Linked DNA regions of Homo sapiens: all the other regions are linked to region 5. The links are chromatin contacts, found by Hi-C or POLR2A ChIA-PET in ENCODE. All regions are on one chromosome and are shown on one strand. Each heading gives the region's core, a stretch centred on a gene start or an enhancer-like site at or near the end of the contact. The rest is flanking DNA. Distances are from core to core; before and after follow the strand shown.

Region 1 (2,700 bases), core at 107-2,606, 2.1 Mb before region 5:
GGGCAGTTTATTGAGGCTTAACCTTGTGGTTAACTACCTGCAAGTTACAGAAGTAGCTAGTTAGTCACCATTCCATGTGGGGCCAAGCCATAGGGAAAGACCTGAAGGAGGAAGGATGACCTTCTCCAACCACGTGTGGGGACAAAAGGTAACCTGTTGTTGCCTGCCCCAATGCCCCTAAAGGTAGGAAAATAAAAACCTGGCTTAATGTATAAAGCAGCATTGGGGTAACGTCACCTTGGGGTGGTTGCCCGCCATAACCTGGAGTTGTTGCTCCCTGTAGTACTGCTGTGGCCTCTGGATCCAGGGTTCTGCCCTGCAGGCATGTCTCCCACTAGAACTCCCTTGGCCTACAGGGTGGAATGTAAGGCCTATATGTCAGACCTGTGTGTCCAAAGCCTATGTCTCGCTCAGCCTAGGGGGTGGAGTGTAAGGAAAATGGATTTGCTGCAGTCAAGAATAGGCCAAAGGCCGGGCACGGTGGCTCACGCCTGTAATCCCAGCACTTTGGGAGGCCGAGGCGGGTGGATCATGAGGTCAGGAGATCGAGACCATCCTGGCTAACAAGGTGAAACCCCGTCTCTACTAAAAATACAAAAAATTAGCCGGGCGCGGTGGCGGGCGCCTGTAGTCCCAGCTACTCGGGAGGCTGAGGCAGGAGAATGGCGTGAACCCGGGAAGCGGAGCTTGCAGTGAGCCGAGATTGCGCCACTGCAGTCCGCAGTCCGGCCTGGGCGACAGAGCGAGACTCCGTCTCAAAAAAAAAAAAAAAAAAAAAAAAAAGAATAGGCCAAGGTAGATATCCAGTCCAGCATGACTGAGCAAGTTTGGAGCACAGGAGCACAACTCCACACATTATGTAATCACACCATGTGAGGCGCATTAGGTGATCACCCACATGAGCTTGTGCTTGGCTCGGACCCACTATTGTCTGTACAAGGTATAATTACCCTACTGATGCTGTACATACAGCTTGCACCTGGGCTCACTCGTGCCCAGAGGGAGAGTAAAGCCATGTCGAAACTGTCTACGATTCCTCGAGTGTTTTTCCAGCTACCCACCACTCACCCACTGACTCCCCTCAGACCTCAGTTAGAACCTGACACTGACTAAGACACAGTCATAGCTCAGAGGATGTTTGATTTCTTATCCTGGACACTGAAAGCAGTTACATGGATTCTAGCATACTTTGGCATAATTTCTCCTCCTGCATACCTTATGGGGTGAGGATATAGAATATGTCCCCGTTGCTAATCTCTAAGTGAACTCTGTACCTTTAAATCTTCATGGACAAGCATCCTTGTGGTTTTCACCAGGTGCACTCAATCTAGAACAGGAAGGAGTGTGGATGAAGTTTCTTGTGTTAAGCAATAACAGATGTATGTATCCAGTGCTGTGCCGGTCAATGTTTAAAGCTCAGCTCTGGTGGAGGTGGGGTCTAGGAAGCCCTGATTTGTAGCGTTTGCCATTTTCTGTGGTGTAAATATTTTTACCATGCTGATTTTAAACCAAAAGTGTAACATCATTGAACATACTTTGGGAAGAGATGCTACCCAGCTCTTGCAAGCTGATGCGAACTGGTTCCAGCACCTCCCAGTTTACACCCAGTTACAGACAGATTGGGATAAACACATTTATGTTACAGTGGGAATTTCATAGGTTAAAACATTACAGTAAAGAAGTTTGACGGGAAAGTCATTGTGGGGGTATTATTAGTCAGCAGGTGACTATAAATAGGAAGCACAGGTGTGTTTGTGTTCTCAGTGGAGGGCCCTGCTGCTGTTCACTCACTCCGGGTTTCAGATGCAAAGTGAAGGCAGCCTGGTGATCCTAGAATCCTGATACATTGTCACAGCGTCTGAACTATTGGATATGTTGGCTTACTATTTGCAAATAAAGCTTCAGTTATAGCTTGAAGCTTATTTTATCCTTTCTCAAATTAGTTTTATGTCGAATTAGCAACATAAGGTGAGAATGAAAAAATTAACTAAAAATGACAGAACAACTAACGTGGTTTCTTGTTTTCCTTCTTTTCTTCTTTTTTTTTGTTTTTTGTTTTATGTTGTTTTTGAGACAGTCTTGCTCTGTCTTTCAGGCTGGAATGCAGTGGTCCAATCTCGGCTTACTGCAACCTCTGCCTCCCAGGTTCAAGTGATTCTCCTGCCTCAGCCTCCTGAGTACCTGGGATTACAGGCTTGTGCCACCACGCCCCACTAATTTTTTTTTTGAAACAGTATCTCACTCTATTGCCCAGGCTGGAGTGCAGTGGCACGATCATGGTTCACTGCAACCTCCACCTCCTGGGCTCAAACGATTCTCATGCCTCAGCCTCACGAGTAGCTGGTACTAGAGGCGTGTGCCACCATGCCCGGCTAATTTTTTGTATTTTTAGTTGAGACGGGTTTTCACCATGTTGCCCAGGCTAGTCTCGAACTCCTGAGCTCAGGCAGTCTGCCCACCTCGGCATTCCAAAGTGCTAGGGCTACAGGCGTGAGCCACCATGCCCGGCCATAATTTTTGCATTTTTAGTAGACACGGGGTTTCACCATGTTGGCCAGGCTGGTCTTGAGCTCCTCACCTCAAGTGATCCACCTGCCTCAGCCTCCCGAAGTGCTAGGATTACAGGCATGAGCCACACCCCCGGCCAACTAACATGGTTTCATTGAAGTTCTCTGAATATACTCCTGAAATTTGACCAAA
Region 2 (2,700 bases), core at 175-2,674, 2.4 Mb before region 5:
GTAGGAGAAAATCAAACAATCTAAGGAAAGGCGAATGGATTTGCTTTGCCTCCATGGACTTCGCCTTAGAACTCCTTCGCGAGGGTCTGTCCGGTCACCGCGCCTCGGCCGGGGCGACCTAAGGCGGCTGAAGGAGGGTGCGAGAAGGCGCGGCGACCTCAGCCGCATCCACGTGTGCGCGCCGCGCAGGGACCTTTCGCCTGGGGGCAGAGCCCGCGGGGATCGCGTCCCGGTTGCGCGGCAGCGGCCTTGGGTGCTGCCGGCCTCTGTCCCCTTGAGCCGAGTGGCGACTGCGACGGCTGCCGAGCTAGCCCTGGCACCCGCCGCTCGCAGGGAGCCCCGGCGTGTGCTGCTGGGAAAGTCCAGAGGCCGGTGGAGACTGGGGAACGAGCAACTGACAGTTCGGACGAGGATTTCCCTCCTCCTCCTCCTCTCCCTCTTCCCATCTGTCCGGCCAAAAATGTGAAGGGACTGCACCCATCTTCCCGGCGAGCCTCCCTAAGTGCAGTGACATGTGCGACGGCGGCGCGTGTGGGTGCGCGTGCAATGTTTGCAGTGGAAGTAAAAGCCTTTCAGAGAAAAATGATTCGAACCTCCAAAACCAGGTCTTAAGACAATTTGCAAAAGTAGAGACCCCTTTATCCCCCTAAAATCTGCTTTTCAGCCGCCTGTCAGCTGACACTGGTCCTCGCCTCCATAAAGAATGAATGAAATTTAAATGAACTACCTGCAGCTACTAAACAATCCAGCATTTTCCCTGTATCTGCCATATGCTCTGCACTTCCAAGTCCAAACATATCTCAATGCATCCAGCAATTACGCTGCGGATCCCTCGCCGACACCCGCGGCATCAAGCCAGGCACCTGGTGGGCTCCCCGGGGCTGGTGGGCACCGCTCTGCCCTCGGCTGGAACGTGCTTTCTTTTTCCCCCTAAAGAAAAATGTATCCCCATGCAACTTGCAAAATGAGCCGCAGGGCGTGCTTCCCAACGTCCGGATACATTTCCCGCAAAGACTCTTCCATTCATCAGTCTCTGGAGCGGCTTCTGCTGCCGAGGCAGGGGCTCCAGGTCCTCGGAGGGTCTGACAGCCCCTCAGATGATCCCGGAACGAATTCCCACCTGCTCCCGGGAGCCTGGCGCCCCGCGCGCCCCCGCGCGCCCCCGCCCTCGGCCGCCCGCCCGGCTCCCCGTTACCTGTGCCGGGGTCTTCGGGCCATGGCGCGGCGGGCGCGGGGCTCCGCCGAGAGCCGCGGGGACCGCACCGGGCTGCCGCCTCCCGCTGCCCGCCGCCTGCCTGCGTCCCTCCCCGGCTGCGCAGCGGCGCTCCGCACCGCTGGGGCGAAGTTTCTCAGGAGAAAGAGGAGGAGGAGGTCACGGAGGAGGAGGAGAAGGAGGAGGAGGAAACAGGTTGATATTAAAGTGTAAACTCTGTAAACAGAGATGCCATCAAACAAAGAGCTTTGGACACTCCCCCTCCCGCCAAATCTGGCGCCCCTGCAGTGCGCACGCGCCCTGCCCGCCGCCTCCGCGGTCGCCCTGGCTGCCGCCCGCGGGGCTGCCGGGCTGGCCGGGTCGCCGCTCCCATTCGGCGCTCGCGCCGCCGCGGTGCGCCTAGCGCGCCGCGAGGCCCGGGAGGCGCGCGGGCAGGGAGCCCGGGGCCAGGGAGGGGTGGCCGGGGGCCGCGACGGCGCCTTTTCCTGAGCAAACCCCGCTCCCGGGTCGCGGCGGCGCCGACCCGCGCCCAGTCCCGCCGCCTCCCCTCCTCCCTGGCTGCCGCACCGCGGTCGCCCGGCTCCGCGTGCTCCCGGGCAGCGGGACCAGAGCTCCTCCAGCTCCCACTCACTGTCGCGGGGGCGGCAAGCGGTGGGGGGAAATTCCCGCACAGAAGATTGGATTTTCGTCAAGGTTTACAACTGTGCCCTCTGGAGACGGGGAAATTAGGAGTTGGAGGAGTAGGGGATGTGAGCATATGTATTCATAGGCTGTTTGGCTAGGGTTTTTTTTCCTTCTTCTTAAATAAATAACATCTCTAATTTAACTTGTTAGTGACAAAGGACGCTTCAATACAAGTGGGCGGCAACCATCACCGCTCACTAATGGAGCGCCCCAGCGGAGCTTTCACTCCCCTCCCGGATCCTGCAGCCGCCACCGTCGTATTGTCACATGTCCTTCACTCTCACCCCAGCACACACCCGGGCCCCACCCACCCCGCCCCGCCCGGCCCAGGCGGTGCCCACCGCACACCTTTGCTCCCCTCCCTGCACAGAGCGCGCACCCTGGATTGCACACCTGCAAAAAAAAAAAAAAAAAAAAAAAAAAAAAAAAAATACACGGGGGTCCAGACAGCCCGCCCCTAGCAGAACTCAGGAAACCCCACGTTTGCATGCATGGTTTTAGAAGTAAAACAGTTTGTGATTTTGGAGGTCGGTATCCCTGCTTAGTGTCATTTGAGGGCTCTATTTTACGAGATAAAAGTCAGCAAAGGCTTTCGTGTTGTTTAATGAGGGTCTCCAGAAGTAAAGGAAGAAGATAAGTGCTGAATTTATAAGGATTGATGACTGGGGGGATTTTAGGGGAGTTTTAGTTTTACTTCCGTTTATAGATTAGAACCATTGGGGATTTTTTTTTCATTCTCTGTACACACTAATGTATTTTTCCTTTAATCTTTTAGGAGTTTGAGACTTCTGCTGACTGGGTTT
Region 3 (2,700 bases), core at 62-2,561, 2.2 Mb before region 5:
GTCAAACACATTCAAATGCATGAATAAATTACGTTCCAAGCCACTTACAAATATAAACTAAATTTGGATTACTCTTATTTCTTTCTATTGTGCATAGCAAAAAGCTGAGGAAGCTTTTAATTATCTCTAGAACTCAACATTTGCCTTTGATGTGAAGTATCATCATTTCAAAAACACAAGCTAAAACTGAAGTGGTGTTCAGTATAATGAGGTTGGTTTCTTATATAGCATTATTAACTTTATGTTCTGAGAAATGAGGACATTTAATAGCAGGTTATAGATTCATGCATCAACAACATTCAGCATTACCACCTAAGGCCAGTGCTATGTCTAAAAAGCTATATTTAATACTCGCAATGTTACACACAATTATGTCTTCAATGAATGTTCAGTGAATCCTTCTTTATGATGCTGATAAATATCGTCTATATAGCTAAAATCGTTTACATAGCTAAGGGCAAATCGCTGTTTACTAGGGATAGTAATGCCGAACGGAGTGAATACATGAAGTCGTAAATTATATGAATGCAGGGTGACCTAATATAGCCAGGGTCTCAATTTAATAATATATACCCGTTTAAAAATAGCCTTATTTCCTTCTCTAAAGCTTGGACTCTTTTTTTTTTTGAGATAAGGTCTCACTCACTTTGTCGCCCGGGCTGGAATGGAGAGGCCCGATCTCAGCTCACTGCAGCCTCGACCGCCTGGGCTCAGGGGATCCTCCCACCTCAGCCTCTTCAGTAGCTGGGACTACAGGTCTGCACCACAGGGCCGGCTAGTGTTTGTATTTTTTGTAGAGACGGAGCCTCGCTATGTTGCTCAGGCTGGTCTCGAACACCTGAGTTCAAGCGATCCGCCCTCCTAGGCTTCCCAAAGTGCTGGGATTACAGGAAGGAGCCACCGCACCGGCCTGGGCTAAATCTGATTCCAAGTTTACACAAGTTTGTTGAATGCCCACTGTGTGCTTAATGAAAGATCAAAGTTTGATAAAACAAGGTCCCTGCTCTTACTGAGCGCATAGCTTTCTCAGATTATCAGGAACCAAATTTGGAAAATAATCCAGAACGCTGGCGTAGGTAGCTCAAGGTTCCCCGCTTGCAACATTTAGTCCAAACCAGTCAATTCTAGGCGGCGGATTTCCCCATCCCCCTCCGTCGCCCAACCTTTGGGTGGGGCCACTCCCAAACGCTCCCTCCCCTCGTCCCGCCATGCACAGCAGTGCGCATGCGCCCTCAGGGAGGCGGACAGTGACCCTGAGGCATTGCCGTCGCGCGGTGCACAGCTAAGACGTCGCGCTTGCGCAGGCGCTCGGCGCAGAGGCCTGCGGGAAGCCAAGATGGCGCATAGGGGTTCTCCAGGCTGCAGTTGGCGCCTTATCAGTATCTAAGCGGAGTGTTTTGGAAGGAGTTAAGGGGCTGTGGCAAACGCCCTCTCCGCCGTCATGGCCCGGCATCGGAATGTTCGAGGCTATAACTACGATGAAGGTAGGTGGCAGGGTCATGCCGGGACGTTCTTTTCCCGGCTACAGCTGGGATCCTAGCCCGTTGGCATCCACTTCAATCTGTGAGTTTCTCGTCAGTGTTGCCCTGTCGGGATTGGGAGAGCCCCAGTTGGGGAATATAACAGGCCTTCTAGTGCTTTCAAATGCCGTCGTTTTTAAGTCATGATTTCTGCCCTCTGGGGTTGATTTTATTTGGGGAGGGGGAGGTGCTGCATAGCGTCATATGGGTAGGATATTGGTGAGGTTGAGATCCGGTGATATTTAGGCACGTAAGCATTATCACCTCTTCCATTGTTTCCTCCCATGTTGGGCACTAACGTGCCTGCTTCTAGCTCCTCTCTCCCAGATCCCCTTTGAGAAATGTCCATGAAACGTTGCTTATTTGTAAAACACAGATTGACTTAATACATTCAACGGACGTGTACCTGTGTTAGATTTACATGGTAAACCTTTTGTGTATGTCCATACATACCTAGTGCAGAATCAGTTTGCGCTAATTTATTTTTCAACGAATTTCAAAGTGGAAACTTAGGAGACGGTAGAAAAGACACATGTTAAAAAGGCCCAAAGAATGAGTCGATCAGATGGATCTTGAAGTTTATACTTAGTTCTTGGCTGGTAATGCTTGATATAAATGTATTTTGAAATGTAAATAAACGGCAGTACTAGAGGAAAGAGTGTATAGGAAAGGACTTTTTGATATTAAAAAATGAAATAAAAATGTCTGTATGAATGTTCTGTAGGAGTTAACAGGAGTTAGAATTATTTTTAGGAGGAGCACATCCCTCTTCATGCAGTAGATAACTATAGGCATCACCAAGCATCACATAAACTAAAAATATAAACAAAAATGAACTAATGCAGGAGAAGAATAAAGAACTATGCTTTACGAAGTGCAGAACATGTAGTGCTTAATATGTTGGTGATTGTCATTGGCACCCCAGTAGATTATTATAGAACATCAGTATGCTTTAACTAGAGTGAGGGCAGCTAACACCCTGTTCTCCATTTGGAACCTGTGACCTCAGTCCGTCTAGAACATGTGAATTTTCTGGTGGTTACTTTAGAATGGAGGCCCTTTTAAATAAATATTGCAGTGGATGGTATTGCATGTGGACCATTGTCACCTAAGAAATGACTTTAGATTGAGAGAGATTTTTGCAAATATAAAGTACATGAATAGGCCTATTTATTATTCA
Region 4 (2,700 bases), core at 62-2,561, 2.8 Mb after region 5:
CCCGGCCCGGCCCGCGGCCCGCGCCCTCTCCCGCGCGGACGGCCGCCGCGGGCCCGCGCCGCCTCGCTTCCCAAAGCACTTTCCTGCCTCGGGCAGAAATAAACCGGAGGGTTTATTTTTGTGCAACTTTCCCAAAATGGCGGAAATTGGAGCTGATCTATATGAAATTCTCACACACTCGGTTGGGAAGAGGGAGGCGGCGAGGAAGCCACGCAAACTCTCGGCCGCCGAGCCCCGCCGCGGGTCCGTGTGTGTGCGTGCGTGTGAGTGTGCGTGTGCGCGGTGGGAGTCGGGCAGGCCTTTCCGCCGCGCACACACACAGCACACGCCGGGGAGACGCGCCTGCACATTCAACCAGTCCATTCTCCGCAGCCCGAAAGGGGAGAAAGTGGCCCGGCCTCTTTTCCCACTGCCTCGGTCTCCCGTACTTGTACTTCTCGCGCTCGCCCGCCCGCTCGCTCGCTCTCCGGTGCGCGCCCGGCACAAAGGCCACACGGGCGGAGGGGGCCGCAGGGGCGGCGCGCGGGGCTCGCGCCTCCCGCCGCACCGATCCGCGGCCCCGGCCGCCCCCGCGCCCCCCGCCGGCGCCCCCCGCCTCGGCGGCCGCGCTCGCCGCCTGGGCTGCGGCTCCGCGGCGCCCACCCGGACACGCACCCCGGTGGAGCCCGGCGCCGCCGCGCTCCCCCACCCCGCGCCCGGTGTCACGAAAGCGACCAAAGTGACAAGCTCGGGGGGCGCGGGGGAGGGGGCCACACGCATCCCGCCGCCTGCGCGCCAGCCTGAGCCCAACGCGGCCGCCTCGCCCCGGCTCCCTTCCGCACGGCCCCCCACACCCTTCCCCGTGTGCGCGCAAAGAAAAAAATACAAGTCTCTCCTCCCCCCATTTTTTCCTTTCTCTTTTCTCTCTCTTTTGTTCCTCTTTCACACTCGCACTCACTACTTCAGAGTGAGATGCCCAGAGACTCCCCCTCCAGCCGTTTCCGAGTCACTTGCCCACTTTTTTCCCCGGGATTAAGTTTTCTCCTCTTTCCCAGAGGCGCAGAGAAGTGGGGGAGAAACCCCTTCTGTCCCTCCCCTCCCCTGATCTGTTTCACAAGACGAGGGTGCGCTTCCTTCCCTCTATAGGGCTCTTAACTTTCATCCTCACCCAGAAAAATAAATGAATGGCTTTTGCACGGACAAATCTTCAGATTAATTAGAGATTAGATCCGATCAACCGCTTCTTACCCCCAAATTTTCTCTTTTTTTTTTCTCCGTCTCACGAGTAGTCCTGACAAATGGTCCAGGGCTGCGGGCGCAATGCGCATGTGCGCGTAGAGTCAGGGCTGGGGAGAGGGGAAACTGCGCTGGTGCCGGTGCCGCCGCCGCCGCCGCCGCTGCCGGGGAGGCTCGCTCTGGCTTCCCTGTTACTGCTGCTGCGCCTTCGCCGCTGGAAAGCAGCAATAAAGCCGGGTGGCAAATGCAGCTGCCCGCAGATCCTGTTTCAGGTGCATCTTTTCAATAGCCCGGTCACCGCCTCAGAGCTGGTTCAAGAACAGTCCAAACAAATAGGAAACACTGCTAAGGTTCCAGATTTCTTTGTCTATTTTTCACTTTACTTTTTTTAAAGGCAATTCTCAGAGCAGCGAATCCACCATGTGCTGTGAAATGTATGCATTCAGCCATTAAAGAGTGGGCCTTAGTCTTGCACAAACACTGCCCAAAGGCTAAATACATGCTACAGGTCATGAAAAGTAACAAAGTTGTAAGCTTTGGGAGAGTACAATCTCCCTCTCTTTGATGGCTGGAACAATGCATAATAAAGAAAGTGTGCATATAAAACTTGTGCCTTCTTTCCGCTTCCTAAGTGCGGATCTTTATTGACAGCTCCAACATGTTAGGCCTCTGTCGAGTAATAGGCTGAGATTCCTACAGTAACTTAGAACACTGTGAAAGTCCCTTGGCAATAAGCAGGTCCAGGACTACCCTCTTAAGGTATTCAGTCAAGATGGCTGAGCGGTCCTAAATGGCAAAACCTGTCTTTGTTAAAGCGTCAAAACTAGATCAAGAGAGTATTACATTTCAGTATTGACAGCTTTCGGCGCATTGACTGCGGGCCGCCGTTTGGACAGCTTCACTGGTCTTTTCCACTTAATAGGAGTACTTACAAAATAATTCGAGTAATTAAAGTTTTGATAAACATTTTGATGTCAATAGCAGAGTTTGCTGTGTGAAAAAAAAAAGCATGTGTGATTTTAGGAATGAGGGAAGCATGTCTTAGATTTTGCGGGGGGGGGGAGGTAAAAGGAAGTTCCCATCCCCAGAGTAGACTATTTTGCATCTAATAAAGGGTAAAGGAGGCCCTTTTCTGAAACTGCTGCCTGAGGCCTAGAATTTAAATATATCACAGATGGAAGTTCTATATTAAAAATCCTTCTCCAGTGTAGGGAATATTATTCTTGATTGAATTTTTTCACTTAAGGAATGTTTCTTGAACCAGTTTCAGAACATAAACTCTTAAATTCTTTCCTTAGGACCATGAAATTACCCTATAGAAGCAGACCACCCGATATATCTAATGTTGGTGTAGTGACCAAATTCTCCAAACCAAAAATCAGGCCATATGCCTTAACATGTACTCCAGAACAAACGGACAAATCCTGTGAAGCTGAAATGAACTTATAAAATGCTTCATACGTTGAACAGCCGTTGGCTGAGGGG
Region 5 (2,700 bases), core at 159-2,658:
GCCTGTAATTCCATCTACTCGGGAGGCAGAAGAATCGCTTGAACCTGGTAGGTAGAGGTTGCAATGAGATCGCGCCACTGCACTCCAGCCTGGGGGACAGAGCAAGACTCTTTGTCTCAAAAAAAAAAAAGAAAAAAGAAAAAAAAAAGACTGTGGCATTAATGGAACAGTTATGAAATGCCATGCAATAATGCCGAAATAGAAATACAGAAGACTCATACTAGGACCTACTAAATACATTAAACAATAATGCCGTTTCCATCGGATTGAACTGGCTAGATTACACCAAAACGAACTTGTCCTGTAAAACCTTAAAACTGCATTTAAATTCAGCTCAAGAGTAGGTTGATTTGTCAATGCCACCACCCTAAAAAACACATTAACTCGATCCATTCAAATACATTAACAAATATCCCAAATTCAAATAAATCACAGCTATTATACTACTAAATTCATCTAGGACCAAATGCTTCTGAAACCTGAGTTTGAAATTCCATTAAATTAATGCTTGTTTTGCAAACTACCAGATGTAATGTGGCTCTCCATCTCATCTATCTGCCAGATAAGTATAAGACTGACTAGCTCCACAACCTACAGGTTTGTCAGACTCTTATGTTTCACTCATAAAAGGAGTGAAGGGGTATCCGACAATTAAAGTCATCATTCAAACACTGTAGTTTTGAGTGCTTATCCCCATTCCAAACAGCAACCCACACATTTTAAGTGGGCTTTATAGATCTGAGTTCTGATACCTTTTCCTAGGTTTCCGGTAGGACGGATGCCATTCAGAACTTTTGCGCTAACACCATGAACTCCATGCCTTCTTCCCTTGGGTGGCAGTTTTGTTCCGGTTGCAAGAACCCACAGTATTGAGACTGATACACGTACTTGTCTAAGGCTTTGGCAGCTTCGCGAATTCCACGTGCTAGGCCATCGTGGATGAGGGCAGTCTTCAGAACCTCTTGTAAAGCAGTATTAACGTCCATTACACCTCCAGCAGCAATGCTTAAACGCGACACATCAGAACCATCAGTTAAAATCCTCACACCACATAAGGCCTTGCACTCAGCAAAAGCTAAGTGTACAACAGACGCGCTTACGGCGACCCGTTTGACCCAGTCCTGTTCCGCCAGCTCTAGCCCCACGCCTCAGCCGCACCCCGACCCCAACTCCAACCCCGGCCCCTGGGCTCACCCTTCCTCGGCCATGGCGGTGGGTTACGGGTGAAGTTGAATCTTGAACGCACTAAAAAACAAAAGCATTGACTTGTTAAAGAACCAGATACTCGTCACGAATCCCAGCAAGAACGCAACGAGCCACAAATTATAACCAATACACCCCCCTGCCGCCTCGCTCAACTTACCCCAAGCCTCCGCCTCCGCGCGACTCGGCGGCGGCAGGGAAAGAGGCCTCATCCGCACGCATGCCGGTATTTAAGGGTTTTTCAGGTCCCCTGTGCGCATGTGCACTCCCACCCTCGAAAGAGGTGGCTCCCGCAGTGCCGGGCCTGGGGAGTTTCTGTTTCCGGATTGAGGCGGTTCTGAGGCAAACGTACTGCGAGTTTTCTATCTCTGCCAGGCCGGTCCTTGGCGAGTGCAACAGGCACTACGCGGGCAGCTTCGCGTTGTCCTTCTTTGCGGAGGCGTGGCCCACCGAGGCCCAGGGAACTCATTCTACGGAGCGCGACAGAAGCCAAACAAGTGTGTCCGCGTGTTCTTTAAGGCACCTAGAGCCCTGTATCCCGCCGAGCGCCAGTTTTAACCCTTTCCACACCACGTTCTACTTTCCTGTTGCTTCTACAAGACCCAGCCTCCCCAGGCAGCGCACTTTGTTCCTTCGCTTCTAAGTCACCCTGAGAGACCATGTTTGTGTCGTTGTGGGTGTGATCCTCATCTTTGTCTTCATGAAACGAGAGCCTACATGCTTTCACTCTTCCAGGCTGGAGTGCAATGGCGCGATCTCAGCTTACTGCGACCTCCGGCTCCCGGTTTCAAGCGATTCTCCTGCCTCAGCCTCCCGAGTAGCCGGGATTGCAGGCGCCTGCCACCACCCTGGCTAATTTTTTGTATTTTTAGTAAAGACGGGATTTCACCATGTTGGCCAGGCTGGTCTCGAACTCCTGACCTCAGGGGATCCACCCGCCTCGGCCTCCCAAAATGCTGGGATTAGAGGCGTGACCCGCCGCCCCCGGCCGCTTTCACTATTTCTAAGCCCTTTCCCTGCGGTGTGTTGGTAAAGCGGAACCCTGCAGCCAGGGGTCAATTCTAGTTTCTAAGTATAGCGGGAGTCGCTTCTGAACGAAGTTTGTTCTGCTTTGTTTGGTTTTTAACGACGCGTTGTGCTCGGAATACACAGTTCCGCGCAACTCAGAATTCCTCAGGTGCATTTTCAACACCTACAATGTGCCTGACGCAGGGCCAGGTCCTGGGACTACAGACATGAAATATCCAGTCTTTGAGGAGTCCATTTTCTTCCAGGAAGCAATATTTTAAATTTGGAAGTGATTGGCCATTCCCCAATCCCCACTTCCAAACCAAACGCACGAAACACTACTGAATATGATCAATACTGCCTTTGTGTTTAATTTCCTCTCCTGGGTAGTCAGCCGCCAAACCAGTGAGCAATTATTAGGCGCTTGGCACGTGCCAGCGCTGTGAATCCAGTGGGCAGATACTGTTAGACTGGTGAGTGCAGCGAAAA

Evidence for each region. Hi-C counts contacts between places; a loop is a spot of excess contacts on that map. ChIA-PET counts read pairs that join two places held with the same protein, here RNA polymerase II (POLR2A). Pooled maps may share reads with other maps.
Region 1: a loop to region 5 is called in a map with no recorded cell type, with 9 times the contacts of the local background. The contact joins the enhancer-like site here to the promoter of RPS12 in region 5. A Hi-C loop is called at or near these places in 4 of 37 single-sample maps with no recorded cell type and 2 of 50 pooled maps.
Region 2: a map of CD8-positive, alpha-beta T cell shows a loop between it and region 5 (4-fold over the local background). The contact joins the promoter of MYB here to the promoter of RPS12 in region 5. A Hi-C loop is called at or near these places in 1 of 168 maps with a recorded cell type or tissue (CD8-positive, alpha-beta T cell), 2 of 37 single-sample maps with no recorded cell type and 8 of 50 pooled maps.
Region 3: a loop to region 5 is called in a map of heart left ventricle, with 5 times the contacts of the local background. The contact joins the promoter of HBS1L here to the promoter of RPS12 in region 5. A Hi-C loop is called at or near these places in 3 of 168 maps with a recorded cell type or tissue (ascending aorta, heart left ventricle and sigmoid colon) and 18 of 50 pooled maps. POLR2A ChIA-PET finds 5 or more read pairs at or near these places in 1 of 52 experiments (activated CD4-positive, alpha-beta T cell).
Region 4: a map of CD8-positive, alpha-beta T cell shows a loop between it and region 5 (8-fold over the local background). The contact joins the promoter of L3MBTL3 here to the promoter of RPS12 in region 5. A Hi-C loop is called at or near these places in 2 of 168 maps with a recorded cell type or tissue (CD8-positive, alpha-beta T cell and naive thymus-derived CD4-positive, alpha-beta T cell) and 12 of 50 pooled maps.

What each region holds. Positions count from the first base shown.
Region 1 is chr6:134,869,812-134,872,511 of GRCh38, reverse strand. All of the region lies in intron 2 of LOC101928277 (a long non-coding RNA gene), which reads left to right. Among named protein-coding and RNA genes, the nearest start is that of ALDH8A1, 79 kb to the left of the region's middle. Within about 2 kb of position 1,356, at least 3 of the 41 ENCODE cell types and tissues checked have a DNase peak (open chromatin) inside an H3K27ac peak, as active enhancers do.
Region 2 is chr6:135,180,032-135,182,731 of GRCh38, reverse strand. MYB (MYB proto-oncogene, transcription factor) reads right to left here and starts at 1,424. Exons shown (of 16, transcript NM_001130173.2): 1 at 1,196-1,424. The coding sequence starts at 1,218. RefSeq lists silencers at 177-256, 1,306-1,355, 1,416-1,635, 1,706-1,755, 2,196-2,305.
Region 3 is chr6:135,053,433-135,056,132 of GRCh38, reverse strand. It overlaps HBS1L (HBS1 like translational GTPase), which reads left to right and starts at 1,311. Exons shown (of 18, transcript NM_006620.4): 1 at 1,311-1,484. The coding sequence starts at 1,442. It overlaps LOC124901405 (a long non-coding RNA gene), which reads right to left and starts at 1,240. Exons shown (of 2, transcript XR_007059775.1): 1 at 647-1,240. RefSeq lists an enhancer at 1,103-1,152.
Region 4 is chr6:130,017,192-130,019,891 of GRCh38, reverse strand. It overlaps L3MBTL3 (L3MBTL histone methyl-lysine binding protein 3), which reads right to left and starts at 1,311. Exons shown (of 23, transcript NM_032438.4): 1 at 1,228-1,311. RefSeq lists a silencer at 702-831.
Region 5 is chr6:132,813,277-132,815,976 of GRCh38, reverse strand. It overlaps RPS12 (ribosomal protein S12), which reads right to left and starts at 1,408. Exons shown (of 6, transcript NM_001016.4): 1 at 1,364-1,408; 2 at 1,195-1,245; 3 at 889-1,005. The coding sequence starts at 1,208. It overlaps SNORD101 (small nucleolar RNA, C/D box 101), which reads right to left and starts at 670; the gene lies at 598-670. It overlaps LOC107986644 (a long non-coding RNA gene), which reads left to right and starts at 1,689. Exons shown (of 3, transcript XR_001744345.3): 1 at 1,689-2,684. RefSeq lists enhancers at 943-1,072, 1,503-1,782, 1,697-2,443.